2 separate regions of the Homo sapiens genome follow, and region 2 is linked to region 1. Evidence: chromatin contacts called from ENCODE Hi-C or POLR2A ChIA-PET data. All regions are on one chromosome and are shown on one strand. Each heading gives the region's core, a stretch centred on a gene start or an enhancer-like site at or near the end of the contact. The rest is flanking DNA. Distances are from core to core; before and after follow the strand shown. Region 1 overlaps MMP24-AS1-EDEM2 (MMP24-AS1-EDEM2 readthrough). Region 2 overlaps TRPC4AP (transient receptor potential cation channel subfamily C member 4 associated protein).

Region 1 (6,254 bases), core at 2,178-4,677:
AGAAAATCAAAAAAACTTAGCTCATTTTATGAAGGCAGCATGGTCCTGATGCCAAAATTTGAAAAAGATAACAAGAAAACTATAGAACAATACTTCACATGAACATATACCCCAAAACTTCAACAAACTACAAACTATTAGCAAAGGAATCCAGAAATATATATATATTTTTAAAAAATAATACTTCACTACTATGTGGAGTTTATCCCAGGTAATTTAATGCTGGTGTAACATTCAAAAATAGCCAGGCATGGTGGCTCACGCCTGTAATCCCAGCACTTTGGGAGGGTGAAGCGGGCAGATCACCTGAGGTCAAGAGTTTGAGACCAGCCTGGCCAACGTGGTGAAACCCCGTCTCTACTAAAAATACAAAAATTAGCTGGGTATGGTGGTGTGCACTAGTAGTCCCAGCTACTTGGGAGGCTGAGGCAGGAGAATTGCTTGAACCCGGGAGGTGGAAGTTGCAGTGAGCTGAGATCGCACCACTGTACTCCAGCTTGGGGGACAGAGCAAGACTCCATCTCAATAATAATAATAATAATAAATAAATGAGCATAATTCACCATATTGGCAGACTAAGGAAGAAAAAAACACATGATAATCCTAACTGATGAAGAAAATGCATTAACAAAATTTAAAACCCATTCATGATAAAAAAAAAAAAATCTCTCAGCAAACTAGAGAAGGAAACTTCGTTAATCCAAAAATATATATATATATTGGCCGGGCGCAGTGGCTCACACCTATAATCCCAGCACTTTGGGAGGCCGAGGCAGGCGGATCACCTGAGGTCCAGAGTTCAAGACCAGCCTTACCAACGTGGAGAAACCTCGTCTCCACTAAAAATACAAAATTAGCCGGGTGTGGTGGTGCATGCTTGTAATCCCAGCTACTCGGGAGGCTGAGGCAGGAGAATTGCTTGAACCTGGGAGGTGGAGGTTGCAGTGAGCCAAGATCATGCCATTGCACTCCAGCCTGGGCAACAAGGACAAAACTCTGTCTAAATATATATATATATATATATATATATATATATATATGTATATATACACACATATATATGTACATATATACATATATCTACATATACATATATACATGTATACATATACATATGTATACATGTATATATGTATATATGTGTATGACCTCCGGTGATCCCCCCCCCAACCTCGGCCTCCCAAAGTGCTGGGATTACAGGTGTGAGCCACTGCACTTGACCGCAAATCACATTTCTAACAAAGGACTTGAATCCAGAATTTATTTTTTAACATTTTTAAAAAATTTTATTTTATTTTATTTTTGGTAGAGACAGGATTTTTGTATGTTGCCCAGGCTGGTCTCAAACTTCTGACCTCAAGTGATCCTCCTGCTCAGCCTCCCAAAGCACTAGGACTACAGGCATGAGCCACTGTGCCTGGCCTAGAATTTATAAAGAACCCTCAGTAGGGCGCAGTGCCTCATGCCTGTAATCCCAGCACTTTGGGAGGCTGAGGCAGGCGGATCACGAGGTCAGGAGTTCAAGACCAGCCTGGCCAACATAGTGAAACCTCGTCTCTACTAAAAATACAAAAAAATTAGCCAGGCATGGTGGCAGGCACCTGTAATCCCAGCTACTCAGGAGAATGAGGCAGGACAATCACTTGAACCCGGGAGGCAGAGGTTGCAGTAAGCCAAGATGGCGTCACTGCAGTCCAGCCTGGGCAACAGTGTGAGACTCTATCTCAAAAAAAAAAAAAAAAAAAAAAACTCTCAAAACTCAGAAATAAGAAAACAAACAATTTTTTAAAAAGGCAAAAGTTTTGAACAGGCACCTCACCAGAGAAGATACATGGATGGCAAATAAATATTTGAAAATATGCTCAACATCATTTGTTGGTAGGGAATTGCAAATTAAAACCACAGTAAGGTATGTCTATACACCTATTGAAATTGAAAAAAATCCCTGACAATACCAATTGTTGGTGAGAAGGCGGAACAACTGCCACTCTCATAAATTACTGGTGGGAAAACAAAATGATACAGCCCCTCTAGGTTTCTTATAAAGTTAAACACACACTTACCATAGGCTCCAACAATCCCTCCTAGAAATTAGCCCAAGTAAAATGAAAATTTATGTTCATACCAAAACCTGTACGTGAATGTTTACAGAAGCTTTATTCATAATTGCCAAAACTAGAAACAACCTAAATATTCCTCAACTGGGAAGTGGAGTAACAAACTGTGGTACATCCATACAATACACTACTACTCAGCAATGAAAAGGAATTGACTACTGATACACTCAACAACATGGATGAATCTTAAATCCATTATGCCAAGTGAAAGAAGCCAAATTCAAAATACAACATATTGTATGGTTCCATTTTATATGACAGTCTGGAAAAGAAAAAACTATAGGAATAGAGAACATATCAGTGTTGCCAGGGCTTAAGGGTAGGGAAGGCTTTGACTACAAAGGGGTAACAAAAGGGAATTTGGGAAGGTGATTAACTGTTTTATTTTTTTGTTTGTGTGTGGTGGTGTTTACATAATTCTTTGCATTTGTCAAAACTCACAGAACTCTACACCAAAATGTAAATTTTACTGAATGTAAATTACAATTAAATTATATGTATGCAAATCTATTATGTGTATGTTTGTGTATATATATATATATATATATACACATATGAATATTTTTAAAAGCTTTTTCCCCTCATATTACTATCAAGTCATATCTCACAGATTTTGTATTTGTACAATTATTCTTTCTTGAGCCTGAAATTAGTTAGGACTGTTTTGTTTTGTTTTTTTCTTGAGATGGAGTCTTACTCTGTTGCCCAGGCTGGAGTACAGTGGTATGATCTCGGCTCACTGCAACCTCTGCCTCCCAAGTTCAAGTGATTCTCTGGCCTCAGCCTCCCGAGTAGCTGAGACTACAGGCGCTCACCACCACACCTGGCTAATTTTCATATTTTTAGTAGAGACGGGGTTTCTCCATGTTGGTCAGGCTGGTCTCGAACTCCTGACCTCAGGTGATCTGCCTGCCTTGGCCTCCCAAAGTGCTGGGATTACAGGTGTGAGCCACCACGCCCGGTCAAGTTAGGACTGTCTTCATCTCTGTTAACCTTCCATTTCCTCTCCTTCCACAAAACCTAAACTTTATTATTATTTGAAACATAATTTTTGAGTAAGTTATTCCGTCTCAAGAAGGTCCAATTCGTGTTATTGAGAATGGTAAAATAATACACTACCTGCCCTGGGCACTTTAGTGAGAATCCATTTATTGGGTTAACTAGCAGTGACTGTGGATGGCAGTGAGCAGGCCTGGGAGTGGCCAGGACATAGGACAGATGTGCTTTGATGGGAGAGAAGGGAAGGAAAAGCCGGCAGCACAGCGATGGGAAACTAGAGGCCAGAGGTAGAGGTGGAGGGCAATGATCAGGGAGCAGAGATGACAGCATGCCAAGGACATCCTGTGCTGACTTCACAGGCTGGCTCTGGGCATAGGCCAGTCTCTTCCTGGAGCTTTCATTTTCTCTCTTCGGAATCTGTCAACTCTCTACTGCAATCTGTTCCACAGTCGTATAGCCAAAATCCTCTTGCTCTGTGTCTGTTTATTCAACAAATATTTATCTTAACTGACTCTAATCACATTGTCTCCTGTTTGTCCTGCAGTGAAGCCCTTTTACATCTGCTTATCTCTTTTGATCCAAGGGAAGGAGACTTAACCCTGACTTCCAGAGAAGGAAATAGTCTCAGAAAGGTTAAGTCATTTATCTGAAGTTGCCCTTTTAATACTGAGTACTGGACTCTCTCAGTATCCGCGTACTCTGCTGCCCCCTACCGTGAACATAGCAATAGGTTTTAAATCACAAAAACACACAGCAGAACACTACACAACACTGGAAAGACTACGACACTATAAATAGTGCTTACATTTGTTCATTTAGCAAATATTCAGCTGGACGTGGTGGCTCACGCCTGTAATCCCAGCACTTTGGGAGGCCGAGGCAGGTGGATCACTTGAGGCCAGGAGTTCAAGACCAGCCTGGCCAACATGGTGAAACCCCACCTCTAAAAATACTAAAATTAGCCGGGCATGGTGGCACGCACCTGTAATACCAGCTACTCGGGAGGCTGAGGCAGGAGAATTGCTTGAATCCAGGAGGCGGAGGCTGTAGTGAGCCGAGATCACACCACTGCACTCCAGCCTGGGTGATACAGCAAGACTCCATCCCCAAAAAATAAATAAACAAATATTAATTGAGAGCCTACTATATGCCAGAAATAAGCAGGTATTGTCCTTGTGTTCATGGAGCTTATGGTGTAGAGGGGGAGACAGAATTACACAAAATAATTACTTAATTACAGTTTGAATAAATACTATGAAGTACAAGGTGCTATATGAGGGTATAGAATAAGGGTATGTAGCCTGGTCTGGAGGCTTAGGGAAATCTTACATGAAGTAGAATTCATAGGAATAAATTATTGGTTGGCTATGGGGGAGGTTAAAGAGACATCAAGAATGCCTTCCAGGTCTCTGGCATGAACAACTGGGCAGATAGAGCACTGTTACTAAGCAGGGGAAGCCTAGAGGAGGAAGACATTATGAATGGAAAGAATATGAACTTGGCTTTGGCTTTTTGCAGTTCGGGAATCCCACGAGACATTAAGGTATAGATGTGGAATAAGCAATCAGATTCAGGAGTTTGGGAGCAAGGTCTATGCTAGAAATAGAAAGTTGGGAGTTGTTGGGATACAGATTATATTTGAAACTGTGGTCATGGATGACATTTCTTAGAAAATAATAGAAAGAGTAGAAGGCTTATAACTTCCCTGAGAAACTCCAGAATTTAAAAGGTCAACTGGAAGAGATGGAGCTAGCAAAAACTTAGGACAAGGGGCCAAGGAGGGGAAAATCAGGAATGTGCAATGATGCCAAAGTCAGGGGAAGTGTATTTCAAAAAGAAGACTGGTCAACCATGGTGGTAATTACAAAGAAATCAAGTGCAATGACTTTCTTGGTCTACGATGATTTTTTTGGTCTGCCTAGTGAAACAGATTCAGTTTCAGAGGACTAGAGGTGGAGAAGACTAGGCCACTACCTCTTAGAAAACCTCCTAAAGGCCACCATAGCCTATGGTCTTGAACCAGTGGTCTTCATAGTCTTTTGCTCACATACCACTTAAAATAATTTTGATAAATAATGTGAGCTGGGCACAGCGGCTCAAGCCTGTAATCCAAATGTTTTGGGAGGCTGAGTCTGGAGGATCACTGGACCCCAGGAGTTTGAGACCAACCTGGGCAACATAGAGAAACTCCATCTCTACAAAAATTAAAAAATTAGCCAGGTGTGGTGGTGTGTGTCTGTAGTCCTAGCTATTTGGGAGGCTGAGGTGGGAGAATTGCTTGAGCCCAGGAGTTCAAGGCTGCAGTGAGCTATAATCATGCCACTATACTTCTACCTGGGCAACAGAGCAAGACCCTATCTCTAAGAAAATAAATAAATAAAATTTTTAAAAAACATTAGGCCAAGTGCAGTGACTCATACCTGTAATATCAACACTTTGGGAGGCCAAGATGGGAGAACTGTTTGAGCTTAGGAATTGAGGACCAGCCTGGGCAATATAGTATGACCTCATCTCTATGAAAAATTTTTAAAAATTAGGTGGGTGTGGTGGCACACGCCTGTAGTCTCAGCTACTTGGGAGGCTGAGGCGGGAGGATCACTTGAACTCAGGAGATTGAGGCTGCAGTAAGCTACGGTTGCGCCACTGCACTCCAGCCTGGGCAACAGAGCGAGACCCTGTCTCAAAACAAACAAACAAAAATATAGACATATTTTTAAAAGATAATAGAAGGCTATTTTCTGAATCTTGTATTTTTAACTGTCCCCAGTTCTGAACTTTTTTTTAATTGCCCCGTGCAATGTATCATTCAGGGTGGGTCAGATATATGCCTTTCTTTCTTTTCTTTTTTCCATTTTTTTTTTTTTCTCTGAGATGGAGTCTCACTCTTGCCCAGGCTAGAGAGCAATGGTGTGATCTCGGCTCACTGCAACCTCCACCTCCAGGGTTCAAGCGATTCTCCTGCCTCAGCCTCCCCAGTAGCTGCGATTACTGGCACGTGCCACTGTGCCTGACTAATTTTTGTATTTTTAGTAGAGACAGGGTTTCACCATGTTGGCCAGGCTGGTCTTGAAGTCCTGACCTCAGGTGATCCACTCACCTCTGCCTCCCAAAGTGCTGGGATTACAGGCGTGAGCCACC
Region 2 (6,132 bases), core at 848-3,347, 140 kb before region 1:
AGTAAATACTTAAAATACACTGTTTGTGGAAGGGGGCTTCTGGGTACTGGTAATGTTCTATTTCCTAATTTGGGTGGTAGTGCAAAAGTGAATGTATTTTGTGGTAATTATTGGTGTACTTTTCTGTATGAAGGTTATACTTCAGTAACAAAGTCTATAAAAATACACACATAAACACAGTATGTTGGTGATGGTATGGGTAAACAGACGCTCATACTTTGTTCCTGGGGATATAAACTGACAAAACTTCTTAGGTAGGTAAACTTCAGATTTATAAACAATAAAAAACATACGTTCTTGTTCCAAAGGTATATACTCACATGTATACAAAAATATGTAAAAGATCTTTACTGCAACCTTGTCTGTAAGAGAAATGGTGTGGAAAAATTATAAATGCCAGTCAACTGGGGCCTGGGTAAATAAATTATGGCACAATCACACCAGGAAACACTAACCATTTAATTTTTTTTTGAGAGCTCATCACCCAGGCTAGAGTGCAGTGGTATGATCTTGGCTCACGGCAACCTCTGCCTCCCGGCTTCAAGCAATTCTCCTGCCTCAGCCTCCTGAGTAGCTGGGATTACAAGTGCCTGCCACCGTGCCCATCTAATTTTGGTATTTTTAGTAGAGACAGGGTTTCACCATCTTGGACAGGTTGGTCTCGAACTCCTGACCTCACGATCCACCTGCCTTGGCCTCCCAAAGTGCTGGGATTACAGGCGTGAGCCACTGCGCCCGGCCTAAAATTGTTTTAATTAAAAAAAAAAAAAGAAGAAGAAAGAAGGTACAGAATAGTGTAGCCGTGTATATGGTATATCACTCTATGTGCGGAGAAAATAAACTAAGGTGGAGGTGGTGGGGAATATTTACACACACACACACACACACACACACACACACAAAAAAAACAAAACATCTTAAGCAGGACACACAAGAAACTAGTAATCACAACTGGTTCTGAGGAGGGGACACTGGGAAATTTAGAGATGTACTTTTCACTTAGTATTTTTTTAAAAAGGTATACACCAATTTAAATAAATGAATTCTTCTGAAGTAAAAACTATGCTGCTTCAACATGTAAATGCCGCTAAGCTTCTAAAAGTTAAAATCTGAAATGTTATAAATTCTGAAATCTTTCCTATCTCCCATTTCAAAAGTTAAATTCCCAAACCATTAAGCAGTAGTAACAGCAGTAGTAATAATAAATAGCTACTTACATCAACACCTCCAAACAAGTCAAAAATGTAAGTATTTGGATAAGTGGTTTCTTGGGTAAGTTTCCTCTCTTCAGTAACAAATGCCATAGCCTCCATGGAGAGAAGAGGAGAAATTTCCTAGTTTTTTTAAAAAAAAGTACATACATTGTTTTAGTAACCAACACAGACCAGACACTAAAGCATCAGTTTGAGCTTTAGTCCCAACTGGAGTTCCCATGAACACAAAGACAGTCCCCAATGAACCACACTTCCTAGTATTCAGGCCCCTGTAAAGCCCCTTCTCACACTAAATCTGGGCTGGTATGACACACCTCAACTAACAGCATGTGGTAGAAGTGACACTAGGCCACTTCCAGCACAAGCCTTAAGAAAGCCAGGCTCACACCTGTAATCCCAGCACTTTGGGAGGCTAAGGTGGGCGGATTACTTGAGGCCAGGAGTTTGAGACCAGCCTGGCCAACATGGCAAAACCCCATCTCTACTAAAAGTACAAAAATTAGCCGGATGTGGTGCTACACACCTGTAATCCCAGCTACTCAGGAATTTGAAGTACAAGAAGCACTTGAGCCACGGAGGCAGACGTTGCAGTGAGCCAACATAGAGCCACTGCACTCCAGCCTCGGCAACAGAGGGAGACTCTGTCATTAAAAAAAAATAAAAAGCCTGACAGACTTCGCTCTTGCCATCCTGGAACCCAAACATCATGCTGTGAGAACACAGCCAATGGGGAGGCCATAAGGAGAAGAAATGAGGCCAAGAGCAACATCCTTAGTTGATCTCCAGCTGACAGCCAGCACCAACCTGCCAGGGATGTGAGAGAGACCATTTTGGACATTCCAGATATCTCAGTACCACCCTACCCAACAGCACATGAAGCAGAGGAGCCACTCAGTCAACCAAGAATTGTTGACAGATAAATGATTCTTGTTACTTCCGGCTGCTAGGTTTCGGGGTGACTAGTTCTGTAGCAATAACCAAGTCACTGCTCAAATATAATCTCCTGCAGGAAGTCTTCTTGATTTCCCCCAACCAGAAGCATGCTCTTCAGACCCCCAAAACAATCTACAACTCATTTGTAACATTTAGCACTTTTACTTTGCACCTATTTACAAACCATTTCTTTTTTTTTTTTTGAGAGGGAGTCTCGCTCTGCCACCCAGGCTGGAGTGCAGTGGCGCGATCTCGGCTCACTGCAAGCTCTGCCTCCCGGGTTCACGCCATTCTCCTGCCTCAGCCTCCCGAGTAGCTGGGACTACAGGCGCCCGCCACTGCGCCCGGCTAATTTTTTGTATTTTCAGTAGAGACGGGGTTTCACCGTGGTCTCCATCTCCTAACCTTGTGATCCACCCGCCTCGGCCTCCCAGAGTGCTGGGATTACAGGCGTGAGTCACTGCGCCCGGCCAAACCTATGTTATTTCTTCCCTAGACTAAACGTTCCTTGAGGACAACACAAACAGATCCCACTTTGTATTCCCCACAGATTCCAAGACAGAGTATTTGATACAGCACACATAGGGTAGTAGTTCTCAAACTGACGGCCACAGAATCCTTTGTTCATATGGAACAAAGCTAAGAGGAAAAAAAATCTTACAAGAAAACCTAAAACATAGTAAGTTTCAAATAAGTACTTACTTAATGAATAAAGAAATGATGATCACATAGCAAAGATATACAAATATTAATTTCCCTCCCCTTTAACTTCACCTCAATCTCCTGAGATTTTGCAAGAAGCAAATAATGTGCAACTCTTTGAAAAGCATTTTTAAACAAGTTTAAGAAGCTATAATTATTTCTATCAGACTGTGAGATTCAAAATATGAAAATGTCTCTTCTTAAACGTAAAGACTAAGTTTAATTAGTTTCTATTACATTTTAAAATAACTTACTATGTGATATAATAATCAAAACTTCACCTCTGAAGAACACTGTCATTCAGTTTCATTACGTTCAATATAACTTACATGGTTTTTATTTATTTATTTTTGCTGTTTTTTATTTTATTATACTTTAAGTTCTAGGGTACTTGTGCACAACATGCAGGTTTGTTACATATGTATACATGTGCCATGTTGGTGCGCTGTACCCATTAACTCGTCATTTATATTAGGTATATCTCCTAATGCTATCCCTCCCCCCTCCCCCCACCCCATGCCAGGCCCTGGTGTGTGACGTTCCCCACCCTGTGTCCAAGTGTTCTCATTGCTCAATTCCCACCTATGAGTGAGAACACACGGTGTTTGGTTTTCTGTCCTTAACGATAGTTTGCTCAGAATGATGGTTTCCAGATTCATCCATGTCCCTACAAAGGACATGAACTCATCATTTTTTATGGCTGCATAGTACTCCATGGTGTATATGTGCCACATTTTCTTAATCCAGCCTACCATTAAATGGACATTTGGGTTGGTTCCAAGTCTTTTGCTATTGTGAATAGTGCTGCAATAAATATACACGTGCATGTGTCTTTATAGCAGCATGATTTATAATCCTTTGGGTAAATACCCAGTAATGGGATGGCTGGGTCAAATGGTATTTCTAGTTCTAGATCCTTGAGGAATCGCCACACTGTCTTCCACAATGGTTGAACTAGTTTACAGTCCCACCAACAGTTTAAAAGTGTTCCTATTTCTCCACATCCTCTCCAGCACCTGTTGTTTCCTGACTTTTTAATAATCGCCATTCTAACTAGTGTGAGATGGTATCTCATTGTGGTTTTGATTTGCATTTCTCTGATGGCCAGTGATGATGAGCATTTTTTCCTGTGTCTGTTGGCTGCATAAACGTCTTCTTTTGAAAAGTGTCTGTTCATATCCTTCGCCCAGTTTTTGATGGGGCTGTTTGCTTTTTTCTTGTAAATTTAAGTTCTTTGTAGATTCTGGATATTAGCCCTTTGTCAGATGGGTAGATTGCAAAAATTTTCTCCCATTCCGTAGGTTGCCTGTTCACTCTGATGGTAGTTTCTTTTGCTATGCAGAAGCTCTTTAGTTTAATTAGATCCCATTTGCCAATTCTGGCTTTTGTTGCCATTGCTTTTGGTGTTTTAGTCATGAAGTCCTTGCCCGTGCCTATGGCCTGAATAGTATTGCCTAGATTTTCTTCTAGGGTTTTTATGGTTTTAGGTCTAACATTTAAGTCTTTAATCAATCTTGAATTAATTTTTGTATAAAGTGTAAGGAAAGGATCCAGTTTCAGCTTTCTACATGTGGCTAGCCAGTTTTCCCAGCACTATTTATTAAATAGGGAATCCTTTCCCCATTTCTTGCTTTTGTCAGGTTTGTCAAAGATCGGACAGTTGTAGATATGCGGCATTATTTCTGAGGGCTCTGTTCTGTTCCACTGGTCTATATCTCTGTTTTGGTAATAGTACCATGCTGTTTTGGTTACAGTAGCCTTGTAGTATAGTTTGAAGTCAGGTAGCGTGATGCCTCCAGCTTTGGTTCTTTTGGCTTAGGATTGTCTTGGCAATGTGGGCTCTTTTTTGGTTCCATATGAACTTTAAAGTAGTTTTTTCCAATTCTGTGAAGAAAGTAATTGGTAGCTTGATGGGGATGGCATTGAATCTATCAATTACCTCGGGCAATATGGCCATTTTCACAATATTGATTCTTCCTATTCATGAGCATGGGATGTTCTTCCATTTGTTTGTGTCCTCTTTTATTTCATTGAGCAGTGGTTTGTAGTTCTTCTTGAAGAGGTCCTTCACATCCCTTGTGAGTTGGATTCCTAAGTATTTTAGTCTCTTTGTAGCAATTGTGAATGGGAGTTCACTCATGATTTGGCTGTCTGTTATTGGTGTATAGGAATGCTTGCGACTTTTGCACATTGATTTTGTATCCTGAGACTTTGCTGAAGCTGCTCATCAGTTTAAGAGGATTTTGGGCTGAGACAATGGGGTTTTCTAAATATACAATCATGTCATCTGCAAACAGGGACAATTTGACTTCCTCTTTTCCTAATTGAATACCCTTTATTTCTTTCTCCTGCCTGACTTCCCTGGCCAAAACTTCCGACACTATGTTGAATAGGAGTGTGCTGAGAGAGGGCACCCCTGTCTTGTGCCAGTTTTCAAAGGGAATGCTTCCAGTTTTTGCCCATTCAGTATGATATTGGCTGTGGGTCTGTCATAAATAGCTCCTATTATTTTAAGATACGTCCCATCAATACCTAGTTTATTGAGAGTTTTCAGCATGAAGGGCTGTTGAATTTTGTCGAAGGCCTTTTCTGCACCTATTATCATGTGGTTTTTGTCTTTGGTTCTGTTTATATGATGGATTACGTTTATTGATTTGCATATGTTGAACCAGCCTTGTATCCCAGGGATGAAGCCAACTTGATCGTGGTGAATAAGCTTTTTGATGTGCTGCTGGATTTGGTTTGCCAGTATTTTATTGAGGATTTTTGCATTGATGTTCATCAGGGATATTGGTCTAAAATTCTCTTTTGTTATGTCTCTGCCAGGCTTTGGTATCAGGATGATGCTGGCCTCATAAAATGAGTTAGGGAGGATTCCCTCTTTTTCTATTGATTGGAATAGCTTCAGAAGGAATGGTACCAGCTCCTCTTTGTACCTCTGGTAGAATTCGGCTGTGAATCCGTCTGGTCCTGGACTTTTTTTGGTTGGTAGGCTATTAATTATTGCCTCAACTTCAGAGCCTGTTATTGGTCTATTCAGGGATTCATTCAACTTCTTCCCAGTTTAGTCTTGGGAGGGTGTATGTGTCCAGGAATTTATCCATTTCTTCTAGATTTTCTAGTTTATTTCCGTAGAGGTGTTTATAGTATTCTCTGATGGTAGTTTGTATTTCTGTGGGATTGGTGGTAATATCCCCTTTATCATTTTTTATTGCATCTATTTGATTCTTCTCTCTTTTCTTATTAGTCTTGCTAGCGGTCTTTCAATTTTGTTGATCTTTTC

The links. A loop is a pair of places that touch in the nucleus more often than their neighbours do. ChIA-PET counts read pairs that join two places held with the same protein, here RNA polymerase II (POLR2A). Pooled maps may share reads with other maps.
Region 2: a loop to region 1 is called in a pooled map, with 2.5 times the contacts of the local background. The contact joins two enhancer-like sites. A Hi-C loop is called at or near these places in 2 of 50 pooled maps. POLR2A ChIA-PET finds 5 or more read pairs at or near these places in 2 of 52 experiments (WTC11 and activated B cell).

What each region holds. Positions count from the first base shown.
Region 1 is chr20:35,204,749-35,211,002 of GRCh38, forward strand. All of the region lies in intron 4 of MMP24-AS1-EDEM2 (MMP24-AS1-EDEM2 readthrough), which reads right to left. It also overlaps a transcript of PROCR not described here. Among named protein-coding and RNA genes, the nearest start is that of MMP24, 19 kb to the right of the region's middle. Within about 2 kb of position 3,428, at least 22 of the 41 ENCODE cell types and tissues checked have a DNase peak (open chromatin) inside an H3K27ac peak, as active enhancers do.
Region 2 is chr20:35,068,079-35,074,210 of GRCh38, forward strand. TRPC4AP (transient receptor potential cation channel subfamily C member 4 associated protein) reads right to left here. Exons shown (of 19, transcript NM_015638.3): 3 at 1,218-1,334. Among named protein-coding and RNA genes, the nearest start is that of TRPC4AP, 22 kb to the right of the region's middle. RefSeq lists an enhancer at 2,260-2,429. Within about 2 kb of position 2,098, at least 3 of the 41 ENCODE cell types and tissues checked have a DNase peak (open chromatin) inside an H3K27ac peak, as active enhancers do.